2 separate regions of the Mus musculus genome follow, and region 2 is linked to region 1. Evidence: chromatin loops called from intact Hi-C (ENCODE). Cell type or tissue: left cerebral cortex. All regions are shown on one strand. Links, peaks and the distances in the headings refer to the core of each region. The heading gives the core; the rest is flanking DNA.

Region 1 (4,000 bases), core at 1-4,000:
CACTTCAAAGTCCAGAGTACCTTCTCTTCTTTGGCACGTTCTATGGTTCCTCCATTCCTACTGGCTACACAGCTCCCTGACCATCCAGCTGGGCCTTGAGAATCATAGCCACAACCTCTTAAAGTCTCCTGAACTGCATGGGCCACCAGGCAAGCAAAAGCCAGGGAGAATGATCCATGAGTTAACCTCAAGGGCACAGTTCTCTCCAAAAGATGGCTCTGGGGACCAGCATTTGGTGAGGAGGGTGGGGGTGACAGGCTGGCTCCAACCCCTCACATAATAAGCCAAGATAGTCTGGTACAGCAGCTGTGACTTCTTCTCTGTCCTGCCCCCTGCTGAATGACTCAGTTTCCCAGCCACGCTTCTGAGTGAGTCTAAGACTATTGGCAGTTAGCTCTGATTTAGTTTGCAGGACGATTCCGTGTTTGCATGTGTGGCAGGGGAGGGGAGGGCGGTCACTGTTAGCTTTCCAGTTCATCCATATGTCACATTTACACGAAATCCCCTTGGTGGGACTTCTCAGATCTCCTGGCTTCCGGGTGGCCTGTCTCTGCCATGGTTAGTGATTTCGCCCTCAAGAAAGACACAGCCAGGGAATAAAATCGGTAAGAAATATTCTTATTCTCTGGAACTTAAGGTCTTTCACCAATGGTGTCTTCCCGTGTGAGATGGCGGAGCAGTTGGGATCTGGAATTACATAAGGACAGGACTGAGAACTCTGCAAAGTCATCGTTAGGAACTGATGCGTCAATCTCCCTATTCCTGCCTGTGGGGGGCTGTGTCCTCCCAGAAATGTACTGGAGGGTCATGTCCCCCACCTGACGGGACATCCAACTCGCTCAGAAACTCAGTACTTTGAAGAGAGGGGGACCCCTTGGGCAGGCTAGGCATGTGTCCTAACACTGAGCTTCACCCTGAGTCCCTAGAGCATCACTTGGTCAGGCCTCTGTCCTCTTCCCTACACTGGCCTTGAAGGAACCAGGAGGACTTAGGAATGACGGACAGGCTGTGTTGATTACGGCACATGGGCTGACCCCTCTGGAGATCAGTGGTCACAAGTCAAGTCAGGCTTTTCTTGGCCCCAGGACAAAGAAACAGCCCAGGAGGTGATAGGAAGATTTAAGAACACAAATCTGTGTTTCTATTTGTCTTATAGCTTGTTTGTTTCTATTTGTCTTATAGCTTGATCAAAGCAAAGTGAATCAGAGCCTAGCAGGGCCTTCCTTCACAGGGCAGAAAAACCAAAATTCCCTTCCTTTCCTCCAGGGATCAAAGACCATCCCTGATGGTCTATTAAAAAAAAAAAAAAAGCCAGATTGATTTATGGAATTGGCACAAAATAAAGAATGAAAATCAAATGTGTACATGTGAACCGGCTCATGCATTGTTTCTGAGAAGCACAGAGCTATGTCTGGAAGGTGGATGTAGGAATGAGAGCCTCTTTGGATTTTGCTGGAATGAAGCAAAGTCATTCCAACGGAGGCAAAAAGCCAAAGGTAACACTTTCTGCTGCAGGCCTGTTTGGCGACAGATAAGTACAGCTGCTTTGGTGTGTGAGGGACTCAACTTCAACTTCCCTTAGGGAAGGGGGACCTGGTACCCAGCTTGGTGGTGGTGGTGGGGGTAGGTTCTGGATGGAGTAGGGACCAGGGGGCTTGAGCCTCCTGATGGATGTTAGCAAGGCTGAGAGCACCCTCACAGAAATCTTTTCCTTAGAGTCACCTTTCTGGGACAGGGTTGGGGGAGCTGTGCTTATGGAGGAAAATTCATCAGGTGAAGAGCCTCGAGCAGTAGGTAGGCATCTATAGATGGCTTTCTGAGTATGGGTGAGTTTTCCTTATGACAAGGGGGACAGACAAAAAATGGAAGGCGTGCATGCATGGAGCTGCAGTGAGCAGCCCAGAGAAGCAGCCTCCAGGTGTACCCAGCTGAAGCTGCCCCACACGGGACGGACGCGCTCAGGCCTCCTGCCCAGACATCAGATTTTGATACTTACAGTCCCTCCATTGAGCACGACGGCCATCTCGGTCGGCTGATACACATTGCTTCTGAACGGTGCACTGGGCCGGTTTCCCAAGCTGCTGGGCTTCTTTCCCAGGCTGCTAGATCTTTGCTCCAAGCTTCCATTGGAAAAGCCCACTGCTGATCGGAGAGCTGAGGACGGAGTTCCCGGGATGACAACACCAGTGAGAGTGTGGGGGAGAGGATGGGGGAGGGGAACAGAGGGATAAGGGGGAGGGAGAGAGGAAGGAAGAGAATTTTGTTTTTCTGAAGCAACCAGCTCCTCCCCTCTGGGTACCTCTATCCACCCACCACAGTGGCTCCTCCCCTTTGTCACAAGCCTGATTCAAAACAAAAGTCACAAAGGGGCTTTGTTCTCAGTTCTCTAGGAGACTGATCCAGCTTCAGAAGGGTTGGGAACTTTCTGAAGTCCTGCTCTCCCCAAACAGCTACAGCCAGGCTGGGTGACAGTCACCTCTGGGCTGTCAGGACTCTTTGGATAAGAGTCTTTACCTCACTGTAGAACAGTACAGGTCTGTATTTACCATATCAGTCAAAAGCCACCACTATTTCTGGATGCTGCAGAGCTGGCGACTGCATGTACAGGACAGTGACTGTCAACACTGGAAAATTACTCTCTTGTTTGGGTTATTCCCAAAAGAGTAATAGAAGGTCCGAAGCAATGATGGCCAAATGGGTGAACACTCTACCTCTGAACGTAGGCACAGGTGTTCTGAGTTACTGTCCTTTTAAAGACACCATCTAAGGTCGGCCACACTGGCCCTAGTTAGATTCCTGGTCCTCCTGTTGCTGCATGCCAAATGTTGGGGTCCACATGGAGCTATTTAGTGTACTCTGTGTCATGGTGTGTGTGTGTGCACACCTATCCGCCCGCATGTCTGTCTGTGTGTGTCTATTGTCTCTGTCTCTCTGAGAGTGTGTGTGCGCACGCGCAGATGCAGAAGCCAAAAAAGGGTGTTGGAGCTGCCAAGCTGCCCGATGTGGATACTGGGAACGAACTCAGATCCTCAGAAGAACATCAATCCTCTTAACAGCTCTGCAGCCCCTCCCTTGGTTCTAGACGGTGCCTCACTGCCTAGGCTGGCTGGACAGGGAATCTCAGGGACCCACCAGTCTCTGCCTCCCAGCTCCAGACTCACAAGTGAGCATCACACTGGTTCTGGGGATAAAACGCCGGTCCTCATGCTTGAACAACAAGCACTTTACCAACTGAGCTGTCTCCCCAGGCCTCGGTTTCTGTACTTTTAAGAGATTAAGTTTCTTTTTAAATAAAGAAAAACCAACTTGAAACAACGTAGAAAATTCAAGTACGTGTTTCTGAGTGACAGGAGCCAGCCTATGAGGGCTTCTCGCATCACGCCAAACTAGAATCCAGAAGGTGAAGGCTGTTAGTGGTGGTTGGGTGCTGCCTGGGGCAAGGGGAGCATTTCAGGATGATGAAACTGTTCTGTGTGATACTTCAAGGTGGATACAGGTCACACTGCTTTTGTCAAAACCCACCAAAATGATGCAGTCAAATTAAAATCTGGTCTTTGGCTCCCTGGCAGAGCTTTAGCCTAGCATCCCTGAGGCTTTAGGCTCCACCCTCAGCATCTCATCAGGCGAATGGCGATCTTCACTGTCAGATGACAGTTAACCTGCAGTTTCACTGGAGGAAGCACTAATGTTGCTGGGCTAAAGAAAGGCTTTTAGCTAAAAGTCTTCTCTGAGGGAATACAGGGAGACGTCTCTGAGGGAATACAGGGAGATGTCTCTGAGGGAATACAGGGAGACGTCTTGGGCACTGTGCAGCCCACTACGAGGGAAGAGTCAGAATGACCTTAGAGCTAGGTCTTGAGTAAATCGCATATAGAGGGTTAGTTTTCATAGCATCACAGATGCTTTTTCTTTTTTTCCGAGAGCTAAAGGTTAAGTACTAAGGCCAAGGTCACACAGCTAGCAGAGTCCACACTGGAAGCCTGGCAGAGACAGGCTGCTC
Region 2 (7,348 bases), core at 1,043-5,042, 92 kb before region 1:
TAAGACACAGCAATACCTCACTGATCTCCAGAAGGTTCTCTGTCTTCATCAAGCACCTGCTGGATCCTGAGCTGTTCTGCTCTTGGCTCTCAGCTTGCATGGCTGCTCAGTAAAGCCAAACCTCCTAAGTCAGCCATCTTCTGTGGTCCTGGGGCATGGGGGGGGGCAGGAGTGTCATCTCTTCCACCCACATAAGGTGCAGTGGATCATCTCTGCGTTGCCTTGTAGGGAACAGTGAGTCTTGCCACATGGGCCTTGTGCTTTCATACTGAGGCACTTCTATGCTCTCCCCTACCTTGCTACTCTACACCCAGTCAGGCCAGTGGTTTTCATTAGCATGCAGCTCTGCTGAGGTAGACTGTAAATCAATGTGACATCAAATTCCTGTATCATCACAGGGGAGACTCTCCCCTTTGTTTTACCTATTGCTGTAGTAGCCTTTGGAAGTAGAGGGACTGCTGAGATACCACAGCCAAGAAAATATTTGCTGAGTAAGCATGAGGACCAGTGTTGGATCCCCAACACCTATGTAAAATCCAGGCATGAAGTCATGTCCTCGGAGAGACCCTGCCTCAAAAACAAGAGGGAAGCCACCTGGGCAGGAGTGACACATGAAGCTGTCAAGCTACTTGCACACACACACACACACACACACACACATACACACACATACACACACACATACACACACACATACACATACACACACACACACACACATACACACACACACACACACACACACACACACACACATGCAAACACTCATGCACCTCAAAGAGATAAAATTGAAGGAGAAGGAGAAATAACCAGGCAGTTAGAGGCACTGTTCTCGCCTTGACTCACTGTTGGCAGCCCAGCAGTACTGCCCCAAGTGCTTGGCATTCCTCAGCTAATTCCACCCTGAGAAGATCTTTCTAAACTAAGCCCCTTTCTTCCCACCCCTCTTGGAGGAAGGTCTGAGAACTCGGGGGGGGGGGGGGCGGGGGGGTTCATTTTTACCTGGTTTCACCTAGCTATTCAGTGACAGAGGACACCTTAGGTGAGCCCAAGCGAGGGCTCCTGTCTCTCCTGGTAGACAGAATGAAGGCTGCTATGCTCAGCATAGCTCTGGAAATGCTAGCACGTCCCCTCACCCAGAAAACACTGGGAAACAGATGGCTACTGGCCTTAGGTTATGAAGGCTAAGCTGCTTCCAATTCTTACTTTCTGCTCACTGGTTCTGTGTTGCCTGTAGGATCTGCCCTTCCCTCTCTCTGTGGTGTTAGATGCCAGGTGCAGCTGAGGGGAGGGAGGATGAGGCTGGAGCACGGAGCGCTCTCCCAGGATGCTGTTCTTCCTTGTACTCTTACTGCAGGATGAGCCATCAGATGACCTCCGTGTCACCTCTCCGGAATCGTCCCTGCTACCACCCCCTTTCGCTCTCTCTCCCTCTCTCCCTGAGCTAGACTGGCTGGCCACTGAGCCCCCAGTGATAAGGGTTTCACACCTGTACCACTGTGCCCAGCCATATGTGTCCTGGGGAGCTGATCTTAGGTCCTCATTCGTATGCAGCAAGCATTTTACCCACGGAGCCATCTTCCTGGTCCTGTGTTTCTCTTACCTTGCTGCTGGTTGGAGTAGATTTGGAGTGCTGTAGCCATTTATCAAATTGAGCACAGGATGGGATATGATAAAACAATGAAATGACCACAGTGGAGTCTTGGACTGCAAACTTATACAGCACATCAGCAGCTGGGGGGTGGGGGGTGGGGCGACTGGTGACATGGCTCAGGGAATAAGAGTGCTTACTGTGCAAGTCTAAGTGCCTGAGTTCAATGCCTGGCATATACCACACAGCTGCACAGGCAGGTACAAGCCTGGCATATACCACACAGCTGCACAGGCAGGTGCACACATACAAGGTTATCTGCATGTGAACGAAGTCAAGTGATCATGGGGCCCTGGTACCATGGATACAGAGTAACCTCCCAGGACCTGGCGCTATCCTAAAAGCCACAGACACCAGTGAACCCTGGCGGTGCATGGAGAGTGATGGAAAAGTTGTTCTTATCTCGGTCCTGTGTCTTTGATGTTTTTCACAAGATTAACTGGAGAGGAACAGCAAGAGTGGAGCAGAGGCTGGAATTCCTTTTGGAACGAAGGGCAGCTGTGTTCACAGTGTGTCCCCTTGCTCTCTCTGCTGCTGCTCTACTTTATACCCTTCAGAAGGTGTGAAGCCATGGAAAAGAGCTGTAATTAAGTTTTCACATTGAAGGCTGCTGATCAAATGTTTCATAAATAACTTTGAAACAAAGGGACAAAAACCAGTTTCCAGCCCCAGGCAATGACGAACCATTTTCAAAGAATCCAAGGTATTTCTCTGTGTGTTAGAGATTAACAAGGCAGACCTGTGCCGACTTGTATTTCATCTTTAACACCCAGCAGATAAGCTATAGCTGAGTAAATGAAAACTGTCTAAACATCAGATGTCAGCACCAGCATCCAGACTAGGAGGCTGGGGGACGGGGGACAATTGAGAATTGTTGTGAGACAGGGTTTATCTACGTAGCCCTGACTGTCCTGGAACTCACTCTGTCAACTGGGCTGGCTTCAACCTCAGAGATTTGCCTGCCTCTGCCTCCCGAGTGCTGGAATTAAAGGCGTGTGCCACCACTACCCAGCAAATGATGGTTCTTAAGAGTGCTCATCTGCAAGAATGGATCAGTGTTGAAGGCAAGCCCAGAATCCCATTTGACCATCTGTTTGCTGTATGGTCTTAGTTTGAATTTGAGGATGGAGGGCTGGGACAGCAGTTAAGAGCACTTGTTCTTGCAGAGGGACATGAGTTCAGATCTCAGCACCAATGTCAGGTAGCTCACAACTACCTTTAACTCCAGCTCCAGGGGATCCAATGCTTTCTTCTGTCCTCTTTGGGCATCTGCATACACATGGTACACACACACACATTAATAAAAGTAAATTAAAAAAAAACCCTGAGCTTCAATTTCCTCAGCTATTAAAGAGATAGCAGAATACCTTTTATTACTTAGTAGTTCTCTTGGGTACCAAGGAATGTTAGCTTCTTGTCCTTCTCCCAGGATGCTCAGGTGTGTGACTGTCACATATATCCAATACAGACAAATTGATGTTCATTTTCCTGCCTTAGGATTTCTCAGTTAAATACAATTCTCTCCATTTCTCCCTGCCCTGGTTATGTGATCTTTGGTTGGACTATTTTTGAAGGTTTAAAAATACTATTCTTTCTGCCTCCACATTTGTCATCTTCAAGTGGAATGCCTGCTATTCTGATTTGCCTTTTTCCACCCAGCTGTTCCCCTCATGCTGTCACTGGGCATGGACGCTTCAACTGAGCAGCAAGCAGCCACCAAACAAGCTCGCACAACTGGGGCTTTTCTGTCTGTCACCAGCCACCAAACTTGCATCCAAATGACTCTGCGACAGTGGCATCATTCATGGCTTCCTGGGACCTTGACATTTTATCTTGATATGGCTCAGGAACAATTGCTGACTTGTAGTTCGCACTTAAAATGGTGACTTATGCTTATTTATGCATTATGATTTCCTTGTTTTCTGTCTTGCTTCATAGTGTGGCTCCAAAGTAGCTAAATGTTTATTGGGTGGGCGGATGGCTAAATAAGTGGATGAATGCTGTCAGGCCCTGTTTTGGAGATTGTAGTTAAGTGACTTAAGCACCTTGTAGAGGGGCTGGAAGTCTTTTGTTAATCTGCTGTAGCTGTTACACGCCAGAGACAACTCCTTCTTTTTAAAAATCTCTGTGTGTATACGTGTATGAGGAACCTGTGTGTTTATAAGCACCAGCACGGGTGTGCCATAGTACATTCGTGGAGGTCAGCAGACATCATTAGGCATCAGTCCTTACTTTCTGACGTTTGGAGACAGGGTCTCTTGTCCACCGCTCTATAAGCCAGGGTACCTGGCTGGCAAGCTTTCGGGGATCCTCCTGTGTGTGTGGGGGGCTGGAGCTTCAGATACAGCGCCTTCTGCCCCCAGCCTTACATGGGTTCTAGGGATCCCAGCTCAGGTCTTCGTGCGCTTTACCTAATAATGACTGAAACTTCTCCAAGGCCTGGTAAGCGGTAATTTCCTAACTGGACCTGCAGGGGCTTGGATCAACTATTTCTTGATGAAGTTAAATGGTAGAGATGGGTAGGGTGTCTGAGTGCATGCGCCTGCTAGCGAGCGTTGGTATTACAAATGGAAGGAAGTTAGGTCATTGGGTGTGATCTTCCTCACACTCGCTTTGCTCCCAACTGTCATGAGGCAAACAGCCTGTTTGTGCCAGCTTCTGCCATGATTTCCTTTGCTGCAGCTCATGGGCTGAAATCTTTACTTGAGTGAGACAAATACATCTTTCCCTCTTCAAGTAGTTTACCAAGTATTATTTTGATATGGCCACAGGTCCATAACATTATTTGTAAGAGTATTTTATTCTCAGCTAGCAGGGGTGAAGGCCTTTAGATTTCTTCCCATTCCTGTGTTGGCTCCTCTAGCTCTTCCCCCTCCAACTCTTCCCCCTCCTTTTGGTGAGACAGTTTTACTATGTAGCCCTGGATATTTTGGAACTCACTGTGTAGACCATGAGATCTGCTTGCCCCTGCCTCCTAAGTGCTGGGATTAAAGGGGTGTGCTAACATATCCATCTTCTCCCTTTTTATCCTGCTTCAGGGACGGCCCACTTCCCAGTTCATGGATAGTACAACTCCCTTCCCTGACATACGCAACTTTTCTTTTTTCAAGACATGGTTTTATGCGGCTCAGGTTGGTTTCCAATTCACTGTGTAGGTGGGGACGGCCTTGAACTCCTATACTCTTACCCCTACTCTCCCTGTGCTAGGTTTACAGGCAAGCACTACATGCTCTTCTGAAGGTGCCATTAGTCTGTTTCCTAGGCTGTCCTAACAAGGGGCCTCTTTTTATGAGGCTGTTAATCCCAAACTGGAGTTTCTAGGACCAAAAGCCTGGGCTCTCACAACCCCTTCCCACAAAGGGACATCTACTTGTCCCAGTTAAAGGGACAAGTGATTGTAAAAAGCAGAGACGGGAGATTTATTCAACATGCCCACCCTGGGAAGAGGAGCGGTTAAAAGAGGTACAGGAACTTATGTTTGCTTTGGGGATACTGATGTGAACATTTAAGTTTAAGTAGAGAAAGAACTGGGGCAGAGGACAAGAGACATTTATTATCAAGCAGGCCTGTTGAAAGTGGACTCTGATTGGTCTTTGACTCCACTGTATTTCTACATAAGGATCCGTCTTAACCCCAGGCCTCGATTACTTATGCTTCTCAATGTGGCTTCACTGTCATCGGATAATTGCTGTATGAGGTGGCTGGAGAGAGATCAGGGACAGTAATTTACCTCTGTGCCTTCAGCCAAAGTAAAGAAGAGAGACACAGGATGAAAGCAGACATGCCAGGCTCGCATCCTGTGTCTGGCTACTCTGTGGGCCAAGTGAAGAGACCATGCGTTTTAGGAAAAGCAGCCTCTCAGTGCCTGTCTCCCTCCCTCCCAGGCTCTAATCAAATAACCCAATCACTTTCCTCCCAGGCTCTACTCAAATAATCCAATCACTTTCTGAAGGACTCGCCCCTTGATGCCATCGCCATCTGGGCTAGGGTTTCAACCAAAGAATTTGGTGTGAACAGAGACACTTAAACACAGCGTGTAATTACCTTTTGTGTGTGCAAGAACACTCACGCTCTCAGCAGCTCTCAAGCATGAGTACTGCCTTTATTCTGGGCCAGCCTTCCTCACTCACTGTTTGTATATGAGATTCCATTGGTTCTGGAGAACAGCCTGGTGGTGTAGCTGGTGTTCTTAGCAGTTTAAGGTGGAAACTGCAGTCTGAAGAAGGAACGTCTTATTTGCACTTACAAGGTCAGAGCCAGTCCTTGGCTGAGCCAACCCGCCAATCAGTTCCCCTGTGGCTGAACCTCAGCAACTCACTCCAGGAGGTGACTTTCTAAGAGGATGGTGGAGGAAATGGTCTTTTCTCATCTACAAAGATGAGAAATTCCCAACAAGCTCAAACCAATCAAGGCAGCAGATGGGTCTCAATAGTCACACCCTGATTCATAGCACTCCACAAATTAATCACATGATTTTTTTAGTGACTAATGACTCACAGCAGGGGCTGCTTTGTGACCATCTACTCTATCAGAGACCCTCTGAGTCAGCCCAAGGGCCAGGGTACAGTCACTGCAGTAGCTCCTTAGCCAGGGGCTGACTGTATTAGTTACCTTTCTGTTACTGTGATAAAACAAGGCCAAGGCAACTTAGAGAAGGAAAGGTTTATTTTGAAGTCTTATGGTTCCAGAGTTTATGGCAACTGGAGCTGGAAACTGAGCGCTCACATCTCAAACTTGTGTGCAGGAAACAGAAAGATTTAACTCAACATGGTACCAAGTCATCAAGGTTTTAACACCTGCCCTCAGTGACACTTCCTCACGTAAGGCCACACCCCTAAGCCTCCTTAAACTGGGGACCAAGCATTCAATGCTGGAAATACGAGGGATATATTATTCAAACCAGCAACTGCTTTACTTCGTGATCTTGTTTGGGTGGTGGTGGGTGGTGTTTTGAGCCTGGGTCTCATGTAGCACAGGGTAGCCTGGAACTAGGTATGTAGCCAAGGCTGACCTTGAGTTTCTGAACCTCCTGTCTCTACCTCCATAGTTCTGAGATTAAAGTATGCTCAGTTTTATGAGGTGCTGGGGATCAAGCTCTGAGCCTCCTACATAGAAGGCAAACACTACCTATTGCGCTCCGCTAGACTTGTGCTATCATCATTTGGGTGACTTAGTCTCCCCTATTCTGTGACTGAAAATACTGAGGTCCAGAGAGGTATCTAGTTTATGAGACAACTAAGAGGAAGCACCAGGGTCTGAGCCTAGGACTCTGGTTCCAGAGCCGACATTCATCATGACCATCGGTGAAAGAAATACTTCCCATTATGCAATGTAATTACTGCAAAGAAATGAGCCATGTGAGCAGAGATATGCTTAGCTTAATTTGAACATTATGCATTACATATGAACAGATAGATACCAAAGTGACACGAGATAACCTATAAATATGTATAATTTCTATATGCAAAATTTAAAATGTTCTTAATGGTTTTAATTTTTTAAAGAAAAAACAGTTCCCATGACAACTCTTAAAACTGCTGTCAGACTCAGTTTGTGAGCTGTGCAAGAACAATCTTATTATAACTTTATAGCCGTGTTCCTTTTCTTATTCTCTTCTTAACAAAGGGGCATTGATTACTTCATCCCCAGACTTGGCTGGAAGTTGTCTTTGTTTCTAAAAATCAAAGTCCAGCTTTG

The links. Hi-C counts contacts between places; a loop is a spot of excess contacts. Peaks named below come from ENCODE experiments on the same cell type or tissue, not always from the same donor. Only the 100,000 strongest peaks of a DNase experiment are listed, where the experiment ranks them.
Region 2: a loop joins it to region 1, with 1.9 times the contacts of the local background. A loop is called at or near these places in 1 of 42 quality-filtered maps.

The regions. Positions count from the first base shown.
Region 1 is chr7:118,974,517-118,978,516 of GRCm38, forward strand. Gprc5b (G protein-coupled receptor, family C, group 5, member B) reads right to left here. Exons shown (of 4, transcript NM_022420.2): 3 at 1,997-2,154; 4 at 1-687. The coding sequence ends at 643. Among named protein-coding and RNA genes, the nearest start is that of Gm39076, 8.6 kb to the right of the region's middle. In left cerebral cortex, for the core only: no CTCF peak of the experiment used is centred there; DNase peaks (open chromatin) are centred at 2,201 and 2,965; H3K4me3 peaks cover 297 bases; H3K27ac peaks cover 2,443 bases.
Region 2 is chr7:118,881,753-118,889,100 of GRCm38, forward strand. The region is part of intron 4 of Iqck (IQ motif containing K); the gene reads left to right. Among named protein-coding and RNA genes, the nearest start is that of Knop1, 29 kb to the left of the region's middle. In left cerebral cortex, for the core only: no CTCF peak of the experiment used is centred there; a DNase peak (open chromatin) is centred at 3,387.